Linked DNA regions of Homo sapiens: region 1 is linked to region 2. The links are chromatin loops, found by intact Hi-C in ENCODE. Cell type or tissue: GM12878. All regions are shown on one strand. Each heading gives the region's core, and the rest is flanking DNA. Links, peaks and the distances in the headings are about the cores only. Region 1 overlaps GRASLND (glycosaminoglycan regulatory associated long non-coding RNA). Region 2 overlaps NRIR (negative regulator of interferon response).

Evidence for each region. Hi-C counts contacts between places; a loop is a spot of excess contacts. Peaks named below come from ENCODE experiments on the same cell type or tissue, not always from the same donor. Only the 100,000 strongest peaks of a DNase experiment are listed, where the experiment ranks them.
Region 1: it touches region 2 in a loop (4-fold over the local background); 8 of 110 quality-filtered maps call a loop at or near these places.

What each region holds. Positions count from the first base shown.
Region 1 is chr2:6,903,327-6,915,615 of GRCh38, forward strand. GRASLND (glycosaminoglycan regulatory associated long non-coding RNA) reads right to left here. Exons shown (of 5, transcript NR_033997.1): 4 at 10,867-11,024; 5 at 8,950-10,338. Among named protein-coding and RNA genes, the nearest start is that of RNF144A, 7.9 kb to the right of the region's middle. RefSeq lists enhancers at 6,430-6,479, 6,610-6,739. In GM12878, for the core only: no CTCF peak of the experiment used is centred there; a DNase peak (open chromatin) is centred at 6,575; H3K27ac peaks cover 2,209 bases.
Region 2 is chr2:6,820,514-6,832,802 of GRCh38, forward strand. NRIR (negative regulator of interferon response) reads right to left here. Exons shown (of 4, transcript NR_126359.1): 3 at 9,455-9,593; 4 at 8,041-8,442. Among named protein-coding and RNA genes, the nearest start is that of NRIR, 14 kb to the right of the region's middle. RefSeq lists an enhancer at 5,885-6,179. In GM12878, for the core only: a CTCF peak has its summit at 6,102 (motif pointing right); a DNase peak (open chromatin) is centred at 6,158.

The DNA.
Region 1 (12,289 bases), core at 2,444-10,443, 83 kb after region 2:
TGGTGTTCTCTGTATTTCCTAATTTGAATGTTGGCCTGTCTTGCTAGGTTGGGGAAGTTCTCCTGGATGATATCCTGAAGTGTTTTCCAACTTGGTTCCATTATCCTCGTCTCTTTCAGGTACACCAATTAAACGTAGATTTGGTCTTTTCACATAATCCCATATTTCTTGGAGGCTTTGTTTGTTCCTTTGCATTCTTTTTTCTCTAATCTTGTCTTCACGCTTTATTTCATTAAGTTGATCTTCAATCTTTGATATCATTTCTTCCACTTGATCGATTCGGCTATTGATACTTGTGTATGCTTCATGAAGTTCTTGTGCTGTGTTTTTCAGCTCTATCAGGTCATTTATGTTCTTCTCTAAACTGGTTATTCTAGTTAGCAGTTCCTGTAACCTTTTATCAAGGTTCTTAGCTTCCTTGCATTGGGTTAGGACATGCTCCTTTAGCTTGGAGGAGTTTGTTGTTACCCACCTTCTGAAGTCTACCTCTGTCAGTCTGTCAAACTCATTCTGCATCCAGTTTTGTTTCCTTGCTGGTGGGGAGTTGTGATCCTTTGGAGGAGAAGAGGCATTGTGGTTTTTGGAATTTTCAGCATTTTTGTGCTGGTTTTTCCTCATCTTTGTGGATTTATCTACCTTTCATCTTTGATGTTGGTGACCTTTGGATGGGGTTTTTGCATGGGCATCCTTTCTGTGGATGTTGATGTTACTGATTTCTATTTGTTAGTTTTCCATCTAACAGTCAGACCCCTCTTCTGCAGGTCTGCTGGAGTTTGCCGGAGGTCCACTCCCGACCTTGTTTCCCTGATTAGCACCAGCAGAGGCTGCAGAACAGCAAATATTGCTGCCTGCTTCTTCCTCTGGAAGCTTTGTTCCAGAGGGTCGCCTGCCAGATGCCAGCTGGAACTCTCCTGTATGAGGTGTCTGTTGACCCCTGCTGGGAGGTATCTCCCAGTCAGGAGGCACGGGGGTCAGGGACCCAATTGAGGAGGCAATCTGTCCCTTAGCAGAGCTTGAGTGCTGTGCTGGGAGATCCGCTGCTCTCTTCAGAGCCAGCAGGCAGGAACATTTAAGTCTGCTGAAGCTGCGCCCACAGCCGCTCCTCCCGCCAGGTGCTCTGTCCCAAGGAGATGGGAGTTTTATCTGTAAGCTCCTGACTGGGGCTGGGGCTGCTGCCTTTCTTTTTTCTTTTTTTTTTTTTTGTTTTTTTTTTGAGACAGAGTCTCGCTGTGTTGCCCAGGCTGGAGCGCAGTCGCCCAATCTTAGCTCACTGCAACTTCTGCCTCCTGGGTTCAAGTGATTCTCCTCCCTCAGCCTCCTGAGTACCTGGGATTACAGGTGTGCACCACCATGCCCATCTAATTTTTGTATTTTTAATAGAGACGGGGTTTCACCGTGTTGGTCAGGTTGGTCTTGAACATCTGACCTTGTGATCCACCCACCTTGGCCTCCCAAAGTGCTGGAATTACAGGTGTGAGCCACCACACCTGGCCAGGCTGCTGCCTTTCTTTCAGAAATGCCCTGCCCAGAGAGGAGGAATCTAGAGAATCAGTCTGGCTAGAGCCACTTTGCTGTGCTGTGGTGGGCTCTACCCAGTTTGAACTTCCCAGCAGCTTTGTTTGAACTGTGAGGAGAAAACCACCTACTCAAGCCTCAGTAATGGCAGACGCCCCTCCCCGCCACCAAGCTCAAGTGTCCCAGGTTGACTTCAGACTGCTGTGCTGGCAGCAAGAATTTCAAACCAGTGGATCTTAGCTTGCTGGGCTCTGGGGGGGTGGGATCCGCTGAGCAAGAGCACTTGGCTCCCTGGCTTCAACCCCCTTTCCAGGGGAATGAACGGTTCTGTCTCACTGGTATTCCAGGGGCCACTGGGGTGCGAAAAAAAACTCCTGCAGCTAGCTCGGTGTCTGCCCAAATGGCCACCCAATTTTGTGCTTGAAACCTAGGTCCCTGGTGGAGAAGGCACCTGAGGGAATCTCCTGGTCTGTGGGTTGTGAAGACCACGGGAAAAGCATAGTAACTGGGCTGGATAGCACTGTTCCTCACAGCACCATCCCTCATGGCTTCCTTTGGCTAGGGGAAGGTGTTCCCTGACCCCTTGTGCTTCCTGGGTGAGGCGATGCCCCACCCTGCTTTGGCTCACCCTCCATGGGCTGCACCTGCTGTCCAACTAGTCCCAATGAGATGAGCCAGGTACCTCAGTTGGAAATGCAGAAATCACCCGCCTTCTTTGTTGGTCTTGTTGGGAGCTGCAGACCAGAGCTGTTCCTATTTGGCCATCTTGTCAGCCCTCCAGGTCAAGTTTAATCACACAAAACACCCCCATATATGCTTAGGAGAACTATAGCAAGTCCACGTCAGATGCTACTAAAATGGACTTAAAAGATCAGAAAGATTGCAACAATATTTATTTTTATTATTATTAAAAATACACATTTGTAGGATATTTGAAAACAGAGTAAAACAAAATGAAGAAAATTAAAATTACCCATAATTGTATCACATAGAGGTAACTGGTAATTTAGCTCACATCTGTCCAGTCATATATATTGCTTAATAGAATTGCATTCTTACTCAATACTTTTATTTTTCACATTATATCTTCTGAAGCTTTTTAAAGTTAATTAGCATTTTGTACTTTAATGAGAACAGCCAGTTCTTAACAATTCACACTAATAGATGAGAAAACATTCAATGGCATTAAAAAGTCAGAGCTCATTTGAAAAAAAACCCACTGGATTTGTTTTTGAGTTGTTTACATATTTGTTTATGGATGTAAGTGGTATCCTATTAATTTTAGTAATATTCTCTCTCTACACACACACACACACACACACACACACACACACACACACACACACACACACACAAAGCTCTGTGAAAGTTCATTCTTGGGGAATCTGGAAAACTGCCCAAACATTGTTTACTTTTTTCATTCAGGGCCACCTCAACTTGTTCCTAAACCCCTCTCAGCAACACATCTGAATAGACTGACCTTTGTCAGTTCTCTTCCTGGGTTATATTCAGCTTTATCTTTTATGTTTTCTGACATCTATTTGTGGGGATAACCAGAAAACCTGTGTATATGTGTAGTTGGTGGTATCTACTTTTGTGAAGAATACCTCATTTTTCATTAAATCATAACTCAGATATCACTTTTTCCTGGAAGCCTAGTAGACAGCAGGCATTTGAATGCTGGTTGAGTCAAACTGACCTGAATTAGTCAGCTCAGGCTGCCATAAAAACATACCGTATACCATGTGGCAGAAACAATACACATATATTTCTCTGGAGGCTGGAAGTCCAAGATCAAGGTGCCAACTGGTTAAGTTCCTGGTCAGGCTTCTTTCCCTGGCTTGCAGATGGCTGCCTTGTCCCTGTGTTCTCACATGGAGGAGACAGGGATCTCTCTCCTCTTAAAAGGCCACCATCATTTTGCATAAGGACTTCATTTGAACTTAACTACCTGCTAAAGACCCTGTGTCCAGATATAGTCACACAGGGGATCAGAGCTTTGACATGTGAGTTTTGGAAGGAGACCATTCAGTCCATAGCATGATCCATCATTTAAATGGTAAGATGCAATATACCTAATAGATTTGACCTGACTTTGATGCCATTTAATAGATTTGACTTGACTTTGTCTGATGGCAGTTAATAAAGCCACTTCTATTGAAGTAGGCAGTGCTGTGAGTATTATGACTTGGGGCCCCATGGACGTTTCCAGTCCTTTAAATATTGCCTCCATCCGCTGTGACAGAGCCTGAAATGTCTTCGTTGTGATTAAACTTGCAGTTTCTCCACTGATTTTCTGTAAAACTGAGGGAGTCTGGGGAATTAGCAAACATTAATCTTGTTCTTCAAGTTGTCGTTGGGATGTGTCAGCCCCACCTTTCTCTCAGGTATTGGCCAGGAGAGGGAAAAGCAGGGAACAGAGAGCAAACTTAAGCTATTTCCTACCTATTTGCCTACCACAACCTGGTGATGCCTGGCAAGATCCTTGTAGTTGAAAGATTTAATTCAGGAACAGCTTGGTGCATATCTACTGTGTGGTGAGACCTGTGCCAGACGCTATGGGGAATATCCAAGAAGAAGAGTCAGGCTTTTCATCTTTGAGAAATTTACAAATGTTAGGACAAGAGTTAGACACACGAGAGAGTTAAACAACTGAGTAAGAGAGGCAAAGCAGTGATAGAAAAGGCACCTGCCGTGGGACAGCCTGGCTTGAGCTGCAGTACCGTGTTTGATTAAGGGTGCGATACTTAGGTTCACAAAGGCCCAGTTTCCTCATCAGCAAAATGAGGGATCAATGCAGATTAGTGTAAGGACTTGAGTTAATTATACAAACAGCTCTTGGTGGCCTCTGGTAACTACTAACAGTTACCAATGAGTTCACATCATGTGAAAGCCATCCTTCATAATCTGAGGTAATGCAGGACAAAATAGATAAAAACTCATGGCACAGTTTGAAGTCCTGATAATTGTCATGAGCAAAAAGAGAGGACATTTGGGTTTTGGGGAAGAACACCTTAGAGAACAGGAGGCTTAAGACGGCTGCCCGTTAGTTAACTTACTCATTTAGTATGCACCTATGATGTATCAGCTTTTATAGCAAGTGCTAAAAACACAAAAATGAGCATAAGATTGTTTTGTCGCTAAGGTGCTCAAAGTTTAGTGGAGAAGGCAGTCTTGTAAACGAATAGGTAAAATAAGTGTTGAAGGATGGTAGAAGTAGCAACAAAGTTTTAACACACACACACACACACAAAACATGGAGGACTCTGGTGGTCTTTCATTCTACATCTTAATGGGAATATTGAGATGAGCGCTTCGCCAGAGCTCAGGTCTGAAAAATCCGGTAGAACATAAACTTCTAAAAATGTTCTGACTACTCATCCATAAAAAAAGAATGAATTAACGGCATTTGCAGCAACTTGAATGAGATTGGAGACTATTATTCTAAGTGAAGTAACTCAGGAATGGAAAACCAAAGGTTGTATGTTATCATACTTAAGTGGGAGCTAAGCTATCAGGATGCAAAGGCATAAGAATGACACAGTGGGCCTTGGGGACTCAGTAGGAAAGGGTGGGATGTGGGTGAGGGATAAAAGACTACAAATTGGGTGCAGTGTATACTGCTCGGGTGATGGGTGCCAAAGTTTCACAAATCACCACTACAGAATTTACTCATGTAGCCAAACACCACATGTTCCCCAATAACCTATGGAAACAAAAAACAAAACAAAAAAATGCTCTGCTCTGTTTTGTGAGGGGTCCAATGTCGGCCTTCAAGTGGCCTCAAAAATCAGAAATACAGACATGTGTGAAGCAACTTGATATAAGACAGCACAGGGTGGTGGGAGCCAGGGTGAGCTAGAGAACATACTCCTCTTAGAGGTGTTCAAGTTTTATAAAACATGACACTCCCCAAATGAAATACCCCTGAAGATCTGACTTGTCTTATCAGATGCCTGTTTTCAAATTCAAGTCACAGTGCCACCATGACTATCCCTAATTTATTCAGTGGTATATCAGGCATTAGCTATTCACTGAAAACTGGTAACCTTAATCACTGTTCCTTGAAGGAAATATTTTTACTCCCTGTTGTAAAGACTTTGAATAGTTATTCATACCCCCTTCTGTGAACATGAGAAAATTATACTTTCTCACCCTCTTTCAGTTAAGCAAAGCTACTAATTCCGGCCAATTATGAGTGCATTTAACTGCTAGTACAAGGCTGTACAACATTTGCTTTTGGGTCCACAGTGATTACAGAGGAGGCCTCATGTTGAGATGGCTGAGTCTAAAAACAGGCAACCTTGATCTTGTGTGCTTATTGGGAGGATAGTATTGGAGAGACAAATACGGTCACAGCAAACTGCATATATGGGACAGTTCACATTTTGAGATTACTTGTTACTGTAACACAGATTAGCCCGTCCTAACCAAAATGATCCCATAACAAATAACATTCAGATTGTCTAAGGCTAATGATGGAGATACAATTTCAATAGGGGTTAAGGCATTGGACTTCATAGTCCCATTTCACAATATTGACCAAGATTTACATTCTCCCTGGGGGTGGCTCTACAACTGATGGAATCACAATACTCTCGGTCTTGGGGGAATGCGCCATTGCCTCCTACCACTGGACACACAATTCTTCTCTTAACTTAAACTATATGGTCCTTAAGGGTAGAGCGCATATTTTAGCAGCTAAAAAGTTTTGAGCCCTGAAGTGGGCATGCCAAGTATGGTGTTAAGTGCTTTGCATAATTTTTATTTTAAATGCTCAGAGAAACCATAGAAGAGAAGTGTAATCATCCTTCATTTCATTGCTAAGGAAACTGGAGCTGAGGGAGTCTAACTGAAATGCATAGCTAGATCTTGATGAAACCTAAACTGACTTTGGCAGCAAAGCCCGAGCCAAGCTCAGGCAGAGGGCTTTGTCCTTCTTTCTTCCAAACTGCCTGGGACTCAGCTTCTGGGTTTCTGGGTTTTATTTGTTGTTGTTATTTGCTTGTTTCAATCTGTGAAGCCTGCTCTCCTCTTGATGATTAGAAACTGTGAGTGCATGTCTTCTTTAGAGGAAGTGGCTTGTGGTCTTGCCCTGTGATCCTCTGATAAGAATAGGTTCTCAGAAATACAACCCAATAGACCAAACTTTCACACGAAGATATGAAATGAGAGAAGAAGGAAGGAGAAGACAGACTGATAGAGTTCTTCATACACATGCAAGATGGGGAAAGGAAAAAGAGGAATTTGCATTCTTTCATTGGACTATTACATTCTTTCATGTCTAATGCCAAACATACAAATATGATAATATAATAAGAGAGTAACAAAAGTGGTGTGAGCACAGCTCAGCAGAAAGATTGGCTAACCCAGGGGAGTGACAGAAATGTTACTAGAGGTGTCAGTGGTGCACTGGAGTTTAAAATAGTAGGAGAAGTTTTCCAGGCCGTCAAGGTGTGGGGATTTGATGAGAGTGTTTGCGTTTGTTATTGTTGTTGATGGTGGTGGCGATGTGTGTGTGTGTGTGTGTGTGTGTGTGTGTGTAGAAAGAGAGAGAGAGAGGAGTTTTTAAGTACTGTATGTATTTTAAGGAGATTGAATAATCTAAGGTGAGGAGCATTTAAAATAATAGCAGAATAAAAGTTAAATACTTAGAAACATACAGCAATGAAACAAAATGACCTCTAAAGGGCCTTTTAAGTATGTTTCCATCCAGAAAGGGTCTCTATAGCCCCTATTTTTATTTTTTATTCCCATTATCCCCCAGAACTTTCCATTCTTAGGTGGCATCCAAGATTCTGTCCATTCCTGCTCAAGCCCACCTGCCACCTTTATCCATAACAGATAAACCTCCTGGTCCTACCAAGCCAGACAATCTATTGTCAGGAAAATGTTTTATGATTCTCTTCTTCTGCAATCTTGCTGGAGCTCACTTTCCCCATCTTACTGTCTCAGGTCAGGTTCCCTGGGAAACAGACTCTGAGATGGAGGTTGGTGGTTAAGAGATGCTTAGGAAGGGTTCCTGTAGAAGAATGAGGACACAGGGGAGCTGGGATGCATTTGCTGGGGAACTCTGGGGCTAGGGAGCCCTTCAGTGTTGTCCCAAGGTATGCCAAGCGATTCTCAGAAATACAACCCAATAGACCAAACTTTCACACAAAGATATGAAATGAGACATATGTTATGTCCCAGGCAAGCGGTTTTGGAAGGAGTTTTGCAGGAGGCAGCTACCTTTGGCCAAGATTGATTCCTGGGATGTGAGCCTTCCACAGCCAACAGTCCCAGCTCACGGGATAATGACTGCCTTGGTTCTGTAGGGAATCTTCATGAAGCATTCAAGCATCCACCTTGCGATATATCACCTGAGCCCTGTTCAGTAGGTGGAATAGCAAGTCCTGTTTCTCCCCCATAGCTCTTTATTTTAAACCTCACGTGTTACCATGTGGCAGCATCCACTAGGAATGAGCTGTGGGCACCTGAGTTGTTGCCCAGGACACAGACCTGGATTGTGTACTGTGTTCCCCTTGCACCTATCTGCTACCTGAATTTCTTCCAGGTTCCCATCTTTTCCTAGCTCTTGGCTATCTGCCTCAACTGTGCTCTCATGTCTAAGACTGAATGACTTACTCTGCCTACCTAGTATTGTACTTGGGCTCTCCTTCAAGACTCAAGTACCTGTGAATTACTGCTACTCAAAACCAGTTTACAGTGAATGTGTTAGCTTTAGTTGTTAGTTTAGGCAAGACCATGCTGGCATAACAAATAAACCCTAAAATTTCAATAGCTTAACACATGCAGGTTCATGTTCTCCTGAGGATCATCCTACCAGTGGGCAACCCACAGATCCAGCTGACTCCATTTGGTGGTCCCACCACCTCAATATGTGGCTCTGTTATCACTGGGATGGTGATGGGCAAGTTCAGTGTCATGAAGGTCTTTCTCATTGCCTTGGCTCAAAAGTGAGGCTTATGTCTACAGTCTATGGAACAAAATGAGTCACATGCCCTGGCCTGACTGTGAGGGGGCCAGAAAATCTGGGAAAATGCATGGCTATTTAGTGAGCATTAAATGTTTGCCCACAATGAGGTCTGTCTGCTGTTAAATATAATCATTCTTTGAGACTTGAGAAAGCCTTTAAAAATTCTGTCAAGCCCCAAGGGCCATATTCAATTGATTACTATAGAAAAGCAGTGTAATAAAAAGTTAAAAGACCTCTGAATCAGCCTTCTGTAATATTACCATGTGTGCCTTGAGCAAGCAGGGATCCTGGATCTGGCATGGCCTCGGTAAACCTCAGTGTTCCCATAAGTGAAGTGAAAAGATCAGACAAAACTTTCTCTTGGGTCCTTTTCAGTTCTAAGTAGAATCTACGGAGCTTGCATTTGAGCCATGCATAGAAGATCCGGTTAATAAAGAACCACAGAAGATTCATTTCTTTCATTCAACAAATTTTTATGAAGTGCCTAGAACTTATCTTGCCATTGCTGGATATGATGGCAAACAAGAGAGACGCGTCTCTACTTTCTGGGAGAATGCTAGGAAAAATATCTTTACTTTTTAATTCACATGTTAATATTTTCATTTATTGTCATTTATCTTGCCACCTTTGTATAACACTTTTATTTTTATTATAACCCTTGTTCTCTAAGTTGCAGTCATGAGTAGTCACCTTCCATGCACTTGTATTAGTTTGCTAGGCCTGGTGAAACAAAGTACCACCTTCTGAGTGGCTTAAACCACAGAAATGTATCATCTCACAGTTCTGGAGGTGTATTAGGGTTCCTCAGAGACACAGAATCAATAGGATAGAGATAGATAGATAGATAGACTAGATAGATGATTGATAGATGGATAGATAGATAGATAGATAGGAGATTTATTATGGGAATTGGCTTACATAATTATGGAGGCCAAGAAGTCCCACGATCTGCCGTCTGCAAGCTGGAGACCCTGAAAAGCTGGTGGTGGAATTCAGTCAGAGGCCAAAGGGCGGAGAACCTAGGGGTGGAGTAGGGAGGGGGAAGCACGCTCTCATGTAAGTGCTGGAATCCTGAGGCCCGAGAACCAGGAGCTCTGAAGTCAGGGGGCAGGAGAAGATGGATGTGCCAGCTGGAACAGAAGGAGCATATGTGCCCTTCCTCCTGTTTGTTCGCGCTCTCCAGAGATAGGGTGATGCACGTGGGTGAGGGCAGATCTTCTTTACTCTAAGGATTCAAATGCTGATCTTGTCCAGAAACACTCTGAGAGATGCACACAGACATACTGTCTTACCAGCTATCTGGGCATCCCTTAACCCAGTCAAGCTGCCACTTAACATTAACCATCACAGGGGGCTAGAAGTCTAAGTCAAAGCTTTGGCAAGATTGGTTCCTTTTGAGGGCTGTGAGGAAGAATCTGGTCCAGGCTCCTCCACCAGCTGCCGGTGCTTTGCTGGTCATCTTTGGCATTTCTTGGCTTGTAGAAGCATCACCCAAATCTTTGACTTCAGTTCACATGGTGTTCTCCTTGTGTGTGTCTGTGTCCAAATTTCCCCTTTACATAAGGACACCAGTCATATTGGATTAAAGCCCACTCCAGTATGATCTCCTCTTAACTAATCATATCTGCAATGACCCTATTTCCAAAGAAGGTCACATTCTGGGGTACTGGGGCTTAGAACTTCAGTATACGAATTTTAAGGAGGCACAAGGTGTCCGTGACAGTGCTGTGTTAAGTGACTGGAAGGATGAATTTCCTTTTTCACTTGCACTTTCTTTCTTGAAGTTTTGTTTGAAGCTGCTTGAAGACATCTCTGCATCCTGTCTTATGTGGATGCTACTCCCACTGCAGAGATTATTCGAGAGGTTGGAAAGGTTGGAAAAGAAAGAGAGGATGCTTTTGAAGGGAGAAGGGTAAGAGTACAGACAAGGGAAGCTGTATTAGTCTGTCTGTTCCCACACTGCCAATAGAGACATGCCTGAGACTAGGTAATTTATAAAGAAAAAGAGGTTTAATGGACTCACAGTTCCACATAACTGGGGAGGCCTCACAATCACGGCGGAAGGCAAGGAGGAGCAAAGTCACAGCAGGCAAGAACATTTGCAGGGGAACTCCCCTTTATAAAACCATCAGATCTCATAAAACTTATTCACTGTCACGAGAACGGCACAGGAAAGACCCACCCCCATGATTCAGTTACCTCTCACCTGATCCCTCCCATGACATACGAGAATTATGGGAGCTACAATTCAAGATGAGATTCAGGTGGAGAGACAGCCAGACTGTATCAGAAGCTTTGCCAAGAAGACCCGGAGAGTAGCAGGAACTCTCCTCTGTTCTTTGGCATTACCCTGTGAAGGCTGTGTGGCTCACCTGGGGACTGTGCCTCTGGCAGGAAAGTCTTGTGCTGTCTGCTCCTGAGAGAAGGCATGGCTTCTGGAATGAGATGATCAGTAGCACAGATGGGCTGAAGATGAGACGTTACATTCCACATTCCCAGAACCATAATATCCCCCAGATTCCTCTGTGTCCTTAAGGAGAGAAAGTCAGAATGAGAACTGACATTTGATTTCCTGCTACTCTAGAGAAACAAGAAATGGAATTTGTTAATTTTTAAAATAAAAAAAGTGAATTTTCTATATTTATGGAATGTGTGATTACAAATTCACATAAACTTCCTTGTCTAATTTTTTTTCTTTTCTTTTTCTTTTTCTTTCTTTTTTTTTTTTTTTGAGACTGAGTTTCGCTCTTGTTGCCAGGCTGCAGTGCAGTGGTGCGATCTCGGCTCACCGCAACCTCTGCCTCTGGGGTTCAAGCGATTCTCCTGCCTTAGCCTCCCGAGTAGCTGGGATTATAGGCATGTGCCACCACGCCTGGCTAATTTTGTATTTTTAACAGAGACAGGGGTTTCTCCATGTTGGTCAGGCTGGTCTTGAACTCCCAACCTCAGGTGATCTGCCTGCCTCGGCCTCCCAAAGTGCTGGGATTACAGGCATGAGCCACCACACCCAGCCCCTTGTCTAATTTTTTAAAAAAAATTCAAGTGTGGGTCTTGAGCTTCCCTTGATTTTCTGTCTAGAAGAGAAGTGTCAGAACGGCTATCTGCTTTCCCAGCTTCTGGGCCATTTGCTGCAGCACTGAGTCGCCAGCCTGCTTCGCATGAGCAGGGAAATTTTGCCCATCTAGGTAATCAGGAAGAGCTTGTTCAATGAGTGAAGGGTGAGTCATACTGCATTGGCACAAACTCTTGGCAACAATGAGTGTCCTTTACAATGGGCTCTATGGGACAGCCCTCTGGGGGAGATGGGCCAGCCAGACCTGAGTAAGGGGCTGGACTGAAAACTGACAGTGACAGGTGGAAGTGAACTTGAGAGACCCAACAAACTTCTTGTTGGAGAGAACTAGGACAGCTGCTCAGAGGCAAAGCTCAGAGTAGAGGATTTCACTCAGTATTTATTGAGCACTTATTATGTTCAAGGCCCTAAGAGGGAATATGTAGAAAAATGCTGTTCTCTAGAATCGTAAGATCTAAGCATCAGAAAGTGAATGCCACAAACATTAAGTGTGGCAGATGCCATGATCAACACAGACAAAGACTAAGTATTACACCAGCTCAGAGATCAGAGATCTAGGGATGGGGAACTCCATGATAGGCCGGGAAGTCTTTGCAGGGAAATCTGCATCTGAGTGCCTTTTGAGGCCTGCTGCAAACAAAACTTTCAATGCCAGTGTCCCCTCTCACTATCTCCCCAACAATGGTTGCATTCACAAAGACAGAGCAGGGGAATGAAGTCAC
Region 2 (12,289 bases), core at 2,355-10,354:
GCAGGTCATCTGCAAGCTGAGGAGCACGGAAGCCACGGGAGAAAGATGGAGGCCAAAAGACTAAGCCAGTCTAGTCTTTCCATGTTCTTCTGCCTGCTTTTATTCCAGCCATGCTGGCAGCTGATTAGATGGTGCCCACCCAGATTGAGGGTGGGTCTGCCTCTCCCAGCCCACTGACTCAAATGTGAATCTCCTTTGGCAACACCCTCACAGTCACACCAGGAACAATACTTTGCATCCTTCAATTTCATCAAGCTGACAGTCAATATTAACCATCACACTCCGGGAGCTGAGAAGAGAATGGAGTGGCTTGGTGGGTCCTGGCTACAGCTACAAGACTGATGCCTGATTAAAGCACCGGGAAGGTGGCAGAACGGAGAGAGAGCGAAAGACAAACCCAAGGGTCATTCCAGAGGCAGATGATGGGAAGGCGAGGACTCGGATTCCCAATGGACTCCAGGGAGCCCAGGAACAGAGGGACCATGGACACAGGGACTGAGGCCTTGGGAGAACCAGGTCCAGAGACAAGACGAGGAAATGACGTCAGATGCGTCGGAGCGGGGCTGGAAGCGGACAGCAGTACTGAGGAAACGCAGCTCTGCGGCAGGAGTTGGAGGAAGCGTGGGTGCTCTCATCTAGAGAGAAAAAAGAAAGTCTCAGCACCCCAGGAGTTGCCCCCAGAAGTCACCCAGGGGAGAGAAATCATAATTTTCCCCATGCCCCTCCAGAGAGGTGACTGGAACCAGGGGGTGGAGAGAGGCCGGAGCGCACGCTCACCCCAGCGTTGAGCTCCAGGCTCCTGGGTAAACTGGGACGGACTGCTGCAAAGGAAATGTCAGCTCCCAGGGGACGGAAGGGGCAGGGGAGGAAGTACGTCTGTGGTTCCTTCTTGACCTGGGCTCCTGTGAGCCTGAGGGAAGGCGGGGCTGACAGAACAGTTTGGAGTCACTCAGCAGAGGTGACGAGAAGCACCTGGAGAGTAGCTGGGTCCCTCAGGTGTGGGGAGCCCAGAGCCAGCCTGTCACCCCCTCAGCTCCTGCAGGCCTCGAGGAGCTAAAATATATCTTTCATGAGCTCTGTGTATAGCTAGAACCCGACTTTTCCCTTCCGCGTGCAGACCCATATCCACCGTAACTAATACAATGGGATTTCAGATGGGAAATCTGTCCTAAGAGAAGGAAGAACAAGAGACGAGTGAAATCAAAATGCAGTTTAAGGGATTGGAACAAGACTCTTATATACTGGCTGAAAACTCACCTCCTAAAATTATAGTCATTGGATATGAGAGCTGAGAGGGAACTTACAAATCTTTTATTGAGAGGCAGTGGAGTGTAGAGTTTAAAAGCGTGGCTTCGAACCCCATCAGCAAGCTACTTAACCTCCTTCCGTCTTTGTTTCCTGATCAGTTAGGTGGGGAGAAGAGCATTACCTACCTCGAAGGATTGTCCTGATGATTTAACAAGCTGCTATTTGTAATGTGCTTAGAACTATGACTAGCAGAAATTAGGAGCTGTAGAAATATTGCTTACATTAACACTCTTTTCCATCAGTCCTTTCACAGATGAGAAAATGGCAGAGGTGTGCGGTAAACTAGTTTCTTCACATTTATTCAGCGAGCTAATGACCTGCCTGGTCCTGGAACCCTGGGCTCCAGATTCTTCCCTTGTAGGGAAAAACAAGCCTCCATGAAGCAGGACCCCCACCCCATCCCGCCTGGAGCCATCACTGCCTGGCCTCGTGCTAACATCTCTTTCTTCAGAAATTCCACCAGACTAAACAGAGGAAGCTGCCCTGTCTCTAAGTCTAGCCTGCTGTGGCTGCTGAGAGTACTTGCAGCCTACATGCATCTCCAAACTGGCCCCCACTGCTGGGATTTGGAGACTGTTTTGGCAAAAAGTAAGAGGCCAGAAAGTCAAGTTATCTCTAACCTCTCCTCCAGAGAGTAGAATACCCCCAGTGTAGTCCCCAGTGACTGCATCCTATTCCATCAAAGCCGGGTATCACAGCTCACTTAACCTTTCCCTATTGTTAAGCAATTTGCTTTATTCCAAGTTTTGCTCTCATAAGTAATGCTGGGATAAATATTTTTGGTTTATTGACTTTTATTGCAGTTCTAATGATGTCTTTGGGGAGTACAATTTTGATGTCAAAAGGTAAACACATTTTTTAAATTCCTGGTGCATTTTCCCACGTGGCCTTCCATAAGATTTGTATCTTTTTACATTCCCATGGCAGGGGATGCTGTCTCACAGACTCTTCTCAGCAAGCAAACATTATATTTTCTACAAACGTTTGTTAATTTTGATGATTGGAAAGTATATCCTGTTATTTTTAAGTCAGTAGAATTCCAGCAGTTTTCTTCCCATCAAATACCATTTAACTTTCCATTTTGGAAGGAAGGAAGGGAGGGAGGGAGGGAGGAAGGGAAGGAAGGAAGGAAGGAAGGGAGGGAGGGAGGGAGGAGGGAGGGAGGGAGGGAGGGAAGGAAGGAAGGAAGAAAAGGAAAGGAAGGAGAGAGGTAGAAGAAACAGATAATATATCTCCTATTCAACTCCTTCATGGGCTTGTTGCGACAATAAAATGAGATAATATATTTCAAATGTTAAAGAGTGCTACATAAATGTCAAGTAGGAAAAAAATGAATTCCACAGTACTGACTTCCAGTGAGCACTTATGAATCCTATTAATTAAAAAGGCTTAGACAACTTCATGACATTTAACTGCACTATAGATAATTCACGTATATGGTCCTTGAGAATCTGAGCTGTTCTGGGAAATATGATAAAAATGCATGATATCTGCCAGGAAGATTGCAGTCTTTTGAGAGAAACTACTTTAAACCAAAAGCATGCTTTGTCCGGGTCTTAGAGAGCAGGCAGGGTGAGATGCGCTTTGCAGATCACACACCAGCTCGGCCATTTCCTGATGCTCAGACGAGGACTTTTCTTCAAGGAATGGGGCTGACTTTCATTACATTGCACTTCCCTGTTCTCAGGGAACACAACTGGATCTGCAGCAGATAGCTCCTCACATTTAGGAAACAGAATCGGCTTTTTAAATGTTTTGTTGATGCTGTAAATAATCGTGCTGATGTTGCTGCTTTAACCCTGCCAATCCCCTGGCTGGCTTTGTCACTCCCATCAGGTGCCCAAACATCTCCAGCAAAGCAGCTTTCTCCCATCACCCAACTTAAAACCTCAACCTGTCCCTGTTGTACTCCTATCCCCTCACGAACTTGACTTGTCTGTGGTATTTACACCACCTGATATCTTATGCATTTTTTTTCAGCTAATTGCAACTTTACTGATTTTAAAAGCATGTAGATATCTTTGAATTAAAAGAAACAAAACAATTTTTACAATTTTGAAATTCTAAGCACATTATGTACTTTTTTTTTTTTTTTTTTTTTTGAGACGGAGTCTCCATTGCCCAGGCTGGAGTGGTGTGACCTCGGCTCACTGCAACCTCCACCTTCCAGGTTCAAGCAATTTTTCTGTCTCAGCCTTCTGAGTAGCTGGGATTACAAGCACCCACTATCACAACCGGCTAATTTTTGTATTTTTAGTAGAGATGGGGTTTCACCTTGTTGGCCAGTCTGGCCTCAAACTCCTGACCTCAAATTCAAATGATCCACCTGCCTTGGCCTCCCAAAGTGCTAGGATTACAGGCATAAGCCACCATGCCCAACCTAAGATATGCTGTTATTATAGCATTGCAACTTCTTAGTGTTACAAAATCTGTACATTTAAACACATTAAATGAACCATTTATGCAGCCAACAAACATATTTTAAAAAGCTCATCATCACTGGTCATTAGAGAAATGCAAATCAAAACCACAAAGAGATACCATTTCATACCAGTCAGAATGGCAATTATTAAAAAGTCAGGAAACAACAGATGCTGGTGAAGCTGTGGAGAAACAGGAACACTTTTACACTGTTGGGAGTGTATATTAGTTCAACCATTGTGGAAGACAGTGTGGCAATTCCTCAAGGATCTAGAACCAGAAATACCATTTGGCCCAGCAATGCCCTTACTGGGTATATACCCAAAGGATTATAAATCATTCTACTATAAAGACACATTTATTTGTTTATTGCCTGTCTCTGTCCTTCAGAACGAAAGCTGTGCGAGGACAGAGACTTTGTCCACATTAGTTTAGGTTCTGTGTGTTCCCAGCAGTTGCTAGACTGACTGTCTATTAGAAAATGCTCAGCAAAAGCATAAGTAAGACTGTAACTACGGGATGAAAGTTCTTCTAAAAGTCCACAGAGAATGGCGGAAAGAGTAAGGGTCTACCATCAGAAGGAGGAATTCCGGTCTCTGCTCCTTATTAACTGGGACCTTCAGTAGAGTCATACAACTTCTGCTTTCTCTGAAAAGTGATATAAAATCTTGTGACTTTATAGCTGGGAAAAACTGAAATGATTTATAAAGGAGCCATTAGTGAACAACAAAGAGCTCCACAAATGTAACACTATACACACTTGGGATTCTGTCTCTCAGTTTTTGGTTTTTTTTGTTTTTTGATAGAACCATCAGTAGAGACTGGCTCTGCATCACCTGAGGCATCACAGAGCACTGGTGGAGCCCTTTCCTGGCTCCAGAGTCAGACAGACATGAGATGGATTCCAGGACCCACGGGTAATTAGCCACATGACCTGGGGCTGGTTACGCAACATCAGTGTAGCAGCTGATGCTTGGTTTGATGTGAACAATATGCACAATGAGGTGTATGAAACTCGTAGCAGATGCTTAGTGGTCATCTTTTCCTTGACTAGAATGTTTACTATTTCCAAGGGAGATGCATTCTCCATTGGAAAAGTATTTGGTTTTTAACCACAAAAAGAAAGAGGCCTCTTTCAAAGTTTTAATTCATAAGACAGTGTCACTTATGTCAGGTGATGGGGAAAATGCTTAAGGTGATGCTCTCTAGTGGCAAAAATACAGTCCTTAACTGCCCATTTTTGTCTACTAATAAAATTAAATAATAAACCACCATTGCTCTTGACCTTGGGGGAGAACATTTACCATCAGCATGCTTAAAGTCGAGTAAATCTGCTCTGCATTGGGACAGTCCCTCCTGTGGAAAGTCATGTTTATGTTTATCTAATGTCGTCTCCTGCAGCTGGGAAGTCTTGGTTTTCCAACTTTCAAGATAACCAGCAGTGAATATTAATAGGTGTGCTTCTCTTTGAAGCCAGAAAATGCATAAAATTCTGGATGTTCTCAACAAGACAGCAGAAAGGAGAAGGAGATTGACCTCAACTTGGAGCTTTTCCTGGCCAGGGCTGAGATGGCTCTTTTTCATTATAATATCTAATTTTATCCTCACAAAAGACCTTTGAGAAAAATGATGACATTTCTGATTTATAAATGAGAAAATGAAGTCTCATGGAAATTAAATAACTTGTCCACAATCACACAGCTAAAAGGGCCCCAATCCGAATCTCAGTCAAGTCTGATTGACACTTCAAGTCAATGTTCCACATTTGTACCTCAATAAATATTTGAGAAATATTTATTGAGCTCCTTTGCAAAAGTCATTGTGGTGTTTAGCCATTACTTTTAATAGCAAAACCACCACAATGACTTTTGCACCAACCTGGTATATACCAGGCATTGTTCCAAACACTGAAATGACAGTAATGAGCAAAACAAAGTCCATGCCTTCATGGAGTGCAGACTCCAGTTCAGGAGTAGAAATCAACACAGGCATATTACAGATATAGATAAGGTTGTTGATATGCACGTGGGTACAGGCAGAGCTATGCATATAGATAGAGATACAAGTGTAATCAGAGACACAGATGCAGTTATGATGATGGATGTGATACAGACATAGACATGGCCATGGACATAGACATAGACAGAGGTAGGTATTAATAGTAAGGAGGTAGAGCCAAGGGGAGGAGAACGATGCAAGGCACTATCTGGGACTGAGTAGTAGAGAAGGCCCCTTGTAAGAGCAATGCTGAATAGAGACCTGAACCAAGGCCTGAATGAAGCCCTAAGCATGATGAACAGGTGGGTGAGTTGATTTTAATTAAGTTTAGTAGGGATGGTATTGGGTGCTGCTCAAAGAATAGACTGTAGGGGGCGGTAGAGCATTGTGTCAGCAGGAAGATCAGGGAGGAAATGACTCAGTTGATTCTCATGGGAGATGAAGGACTGGACTAAGGAAGTGATAGAAATGGTCACTCCTTAGTCATCATAGAAGTCACTTCGATTTCCCTAGGGAACATAAAGTGAAGTCTTTTTACAAAAGACTGATTTACTTGAAGGTTTTGAGGGAACCAATGCATTATGGAACACATTATATACCAATACCATGCTTTCCCAAGTTATTAGAATAGTAACAGAATGGCATAAAACAGCATATCTTGTGTTATGATCCTGTTAAAAATTATAAGGCATTTAAGACTATAAGTGACTTCCACTCATCATGGCAAATTAAAGTCATGGCCCACTAGAAATGGGCTCTTGGTCCTCCTCATGTCTGACCTTCTTATTTTGCAAATAAAAAACTAAAGTCCAGAGATGAATAACTTGTCAGAGGTCACAAACTCAGTTAGAAGTGGTACCTACATCTGCTTGTAGCCAGAAGTTCCTTCATTCATTACTTTGCATGTATGCACATAGAAGAGGAAGAATTAATAATTTTTAAAATTAATAAAATGACCACAGTTCCACCCAAAGTTCACCTTATAAATGTATCTCCAAATTCCCTAACCCTAACCCTTATTTTTAATGCAAGCTCTCTTCAGGTAGAAATAGTCTAGAGACACTAGTGAGGACATTTGGAGGCATGAGGAAAACTCTTCAATCGTTAGTTATTACAACAGGACCTACTGAAAAAAAATTATGGCTTAAAATAATTACACATTTATTGATGGATATTTTCTTAATTACAGCTTCAGAATGGAGAACTTGAGTGTTTGGATTTTTTTTTCTTCAATTAAAACACAGAAAATAATGTTTTCAATCTCAAAGATGAGCATAAATGCATTAGGTTTGGAAAAGCTTACAGACCAGGTTCAGCCAAAAGTGAAATTTGATAGCTCCCTTGAATGCCTTCTTATTTGAGAGAAATGGGACACACCCTCAATTATGGCAAAATAAGCACAACCATTAATGTCATGCATGTTAATAAAAATTTTGGAGACTCCACAGAAAAGTTTATGATGTGTTTTCTAAACCACAGTATTTTGGCGATTGCTCAATAATTACAAGAGCCTGGGCCTTGCAGGACCCATTAGCTGTATCCAACATAAGCAGTGCATCCAGAGTTCTACAATGACGAGGGGGTAGGGAGGTTTTAAGAGCAAATAAACAAGGACACATAAAATCCCCAGAATGTCTCTTAAAGCCAAATTTCAAATCATTACCTCACATGGAAGAAAACATATGCATCCATATATATGTACCTAAAAAAATGTGTGTGTATGTACATATCATTTACTGCATCAGATATGCTGAGACCATACTGCATTATAAAGAGCACTAGAAAAAGAACTGCAGAACTTCTATTCTCGCGTGCATCTGCTACTAACAAATTACATGACCCTAGGCAGGGCAGGCCTCTCTGTGGGCCTCATTTTTCACCACTATTAAAGAAAGAGATTGCGTTCCATGATCACTAAGGTTTTCCTTTGAATATTTTTCTGACCCTGGGGGCTGTATTTAGAATTCTTGAAGCAAGAAATTAGCCACTTTTAAAGATTTGCTACTTTGACCTAGAAGTGTTCCCTGTTTTGTCCTTTGTTTTCCCATTAGAGAAGAGATTTAAATAAAAATGAAAGGAACTACTGTTGTTTTTCCAGACACAGTTTGTGTGTAATGAGGGAAGTGATTATCTCGGCAAAAGCACAGTTCCCTCATAAAGGTTCAAAATTAGCGCTTTTCCTCCCTCTAGTGGAAATGTAATGTATTTGATCTAAATTGAATTGGTTTCAGTATTTATCAAATTTTTAAAAAAAGAGAGAAAAAGAGTTGGCATATCTAAAACATAATCAGGGATTGAACCAAATGCAATTTGTTACAGGTTTTCCACACAAATGTCTTAAATATTTTACTTGTTTAAATAAATTCAAAATTAACAATGAAAAGCTGCAAAGTAGATTTAGATCAATTGAAGTTCTCCAAATGAAATAGACAAGTCCAGGCTGGGTGCGGTGGCTAACGCCTGAAATCCCAGCACTTTGGGAGGCCGAGGAGGGCGGATCACGAAGTCAAGAGATCAAAACCATCTTGGCCAACATAGTGATAATCCCATCTCTACTAAAAATACAAAAATTAGTCTGGCATGGTACCATGTGCCTGTAGTCCCAGCTACTCAAAAGGCTGAGGCAGGATAATCGCTTGAACCCGAGAGGCGGAGGTTGCAGTGAGCCAATATCGCACCACTGCACTCCAGCCTGGCGACAGAGCAAGATTCAGTCTAAAAAAAAAAAAGAAATACACAAGTCCACATTAGATGCTTGGTATTTAATTTATGCCCACATGCATCTGAAAATCAGTCCACGTATAAAAATTACTAGGTCAAAGCATGTCACTGAATAGGACAAGAAACACAGCACTAACAACATTAATAAGAAAGAAATGTTTACTCCATTGTAATTCGATCTAACATGTATGGTATCTGTTTTACATGAGGGTTTTCTGATTCCCTCTCTCTGAAACCTTTGTTAACTCCCTCAGGCAAAGTAAATCAGAATCAGACCAGGTTTGTCTGACCCACCTGTGCCAGGGTGGGCAGGACCACAGTGATGATCACCAGGTGTGTATGTCTGCCTCTCTATTGAGGGAGACTCTTCTTCTAATTATTTTTCTCTCCTTACAGTTGTAGAGCAACAGAGAGACATGGCGAATTGGAGAAATTGTGACTCCAAAGGTATTCCCATTCCATTGTCTAATAATCTGAACAGTTGTTTGTTTGTTGTAAGTAAAATCAAATAGCACCATGCTGGCTGAATTCAGTCTGCAAGCCACACCAAGGACAGCCTTGCTTAGCCCTGGAAGGCAGAGATTTTCCATGGAAGAGTTGTAACAAGATGTGTGCTTTAAAGCATGAAAAGAGTGAAAATGCAAAACCACACCTAAAAGGTTCTTAAAAATATCAAACATTCGACTGGGCACAGTGGCTCACACCCGTAATCCCAGCACTTTGGGAGGCCGAGGTGGGTGGATCACAAGGTCGGGAGTTTGAGACCAGCCTGACCAACATGGTGAAACCCCATCTCTACTGAAAATACACAAAAAATTAGCCAGGCATGGTGGCGTATGCCTGTAATCTCAGCTACTCGGGAGGCTGAGGCAGGAGAATGGCTTGAACCCGGGAGGCAGAGGTGGTTGCAGTGAGCCGAGATCATGCTACTGCACTCCAGCCTGGATGACAGAGTGAGACTCTGTCTCAAAAAAAAAAAAAAAAAAAGAGTGATTAGGTTACATACACAGATTAAGGAGGTTAGAGGTGTCTGCTGCAATAATCCAGAGGAAGTCTTCACTGGATGAGACAGAATGCTGTACACAAAGTGTTTAGTCTTCCCATGCATCGTGAGCAGTTGCCAAGGCACCAGAAAACCATGTCACCTGGAAGATGCAAATAAAATAAATAAACAAAGCCCCACCTTAGAGAAGATTGAAAGTTTGCAGGAATCACTGTAAGTGAAGCAATAATTAATAGTGGCAGAAAAATACGTACAGATATTGCATCCAAGAAAAAAATATTTTCAAAGAACCTTAAATAATGAGAAAAGAAAGATGAAAAAAAGGAAGGAGGAAAAGAAGAAATGCAGGGAGAGAATGCAGAGGAGGAGTAAATGGAGGAGGGAAGAAAAGAAAGAGTAAAGAAGGGAGGAAGGAAGAGAGGAAAAAAGAAAAGGAAGACAGAAAGGAAAGAAGAAAAGGGGGGAAAGGAGGGGCTTTGGAATTTAGAAACTTGATAGCAGAAATGAAAATCTTAGTAGAAGATTTAAACACAAAGTTAAAGAAATCTTACAAAATAAAGATATAAAAAGTCACATATGAGGGAAAGATAGGGTGGTTTTGCTTGTTTAAAATACTACACTAGGGACTTTTGTGTCTTGACAAGATGGAGTAATAGAAAGCTTTATCCCCCAACATGAAGAAACCAAATAATCAGACAAGGTTATGAAACAATAGTAACAACTGAAAATGTCCCTGTGACCAGAGAGAAATGAGGTGAGCCCTACAAGTGCCTGAGCACACTGACTTCTGGGAGTTTGCAGACTGAAAGATTAAACAGGAAGAATCCAACAGTCTCCCTGAGTAGAGGGATAGAGCTGGGAGTCCCAGGAGACCAAGGCAGTTGGAGCTAGAGATGCACAGAGAGAATGTTTGAGTTCTATAGAGAGTCTTCCTTGATCATTGAACCGTGAGAGTGAGAAATGCTACCTAAGGCCAGGTGAAGAAAATTCCAAAAAGATTAGAGGAACTAGAACCCAGGGTCAGGGTCAGACACTGCCTGGTGTCTGTTCTTACTAGCCAGACTATACAACTTTATAGTCCATTAGGTTGATCCATTGCAATTGAGCACTACAAAAGATTAGTGAACTTGAACACACAGCAATAGAAACTACCCAGAAAAAAACACAGGGCAAAAAAGACTGCAAAAAAATAAATAAAAGACCATCGGTGAGTTGTGGGGCAGCTTCAGTCAACTAATACATATGTAATTAGAATCCCCAGGGAGAAAAGAGAGAAGTGACAGAAAAACTATTTGAGCTTTTTTCTTTTTCAAAATTTAATGTAAACTATAAATCCACAGATCAAACACAGATTCAAGCACATGAATAACTGTACACCAAAGCACATCATAATCAAATGATTCAAACCAGAGGAAAAGAAAAAAAGCAGCCCAGAAATGATACAGGTTACATAGAGAGTAACAACCAGAAGGGGACAGCAGATTTCCCATCAGAGATAATGCAAGTGGGAAGACATTGGAGCAACATTGTTAAAGTACTAAAAGAAATAAACAAACAAACTCTGCAACCTAGAATGCTACACGAAGGGAAAATCTCTCTCAAAAACTAAGGTAAAATATAGACTTTTCTACATATACAAGAGCTGAAAGAATTCATCACCCACCAGCAGACTCACCGTAAGAAATGTTAAAGAAAGTCATTCAGAAGAAGAAAAAATATTAGACGGAAATAGAGATTTACACAAAAACATGAAAAACAACAGAAAGTGTTGCACACGGTGCCCAGAGCAGTTTATTTGCAACAGGTAAAATCTGGGACCAACCCAGGTTAAGGACAACATGTCCAGAAGATGAAATACTACTCAACAAAATTAAAAAAGAAATATAGAGGATGGAATAAATCATTGATCCACAAACCAACATGTATGAATCTCAAAATAATTTTGCTGCTAATTGAAGAAAGTCTAATAAAAATGGCACAAACTGTATGATTCCATTTATCTAAAATTCTAGAAAATAAAAACTAATTTTCTGTACAGTTAGACCTGTGTTTTCCTGGGAATAAAAAGGTCAGGGAGGAGGGCAGAAGGGTGGGATTGCAAAAAGACCCAAGGACATTTCTAGAGGTAATATTACAGTTTGCTGTCTCTACTGTGGTGATGGTTTCATGAGATTATACATATGTCAAAATTAATTAACTTGTACATTTTAAATGTGTGTACTTTTCTGCAAGCTATTCATACCTCGATAAAGCTGCTAAAGATGGCATTTCTAATTTTCCATGCTGTTGTAGAAAATAGGGAAAATTTTTAAGATGTTAAAAAAGTCACAGATTATCACTGAGAAAAAATGTATTTTTGATAATTTACATCTTCTTAGGTGCTCAGCATTCTGCTTAGCATTATATTAAAAGGATTTATCTCAATGTATTTAACCAGTGTGTATTACAAATAAACACATTATACACATACATAAATATATTCTGATTATTTAAAGATAATAGTTATAATAAAACCTTTTTATGTGTACCACTGATTATTTTCTTGGTGTATGTTCCAAAATGATCCACGTGTCCAAACACTTTTAAGATACTATATAATTGCTCCTAGAAAAGAGATTTTACAGAGAGAAGGATCAGCACAAAAGGAGATTAGTCTAGTCTAAGAAAAAAATAAACAAAACCAGGCATGTACCACTGAGGAAGGAAGACAATGGAGAAGTGCTATGTCTGCTTCACAGCTGTTTCCCTGAGTGGGTAGACTGTTTGAGATAGAACACCAGGCACTTTCATTCCCAGGCCTATTCTATTAATACTTTTGCATACGTGAAGACTGACTGA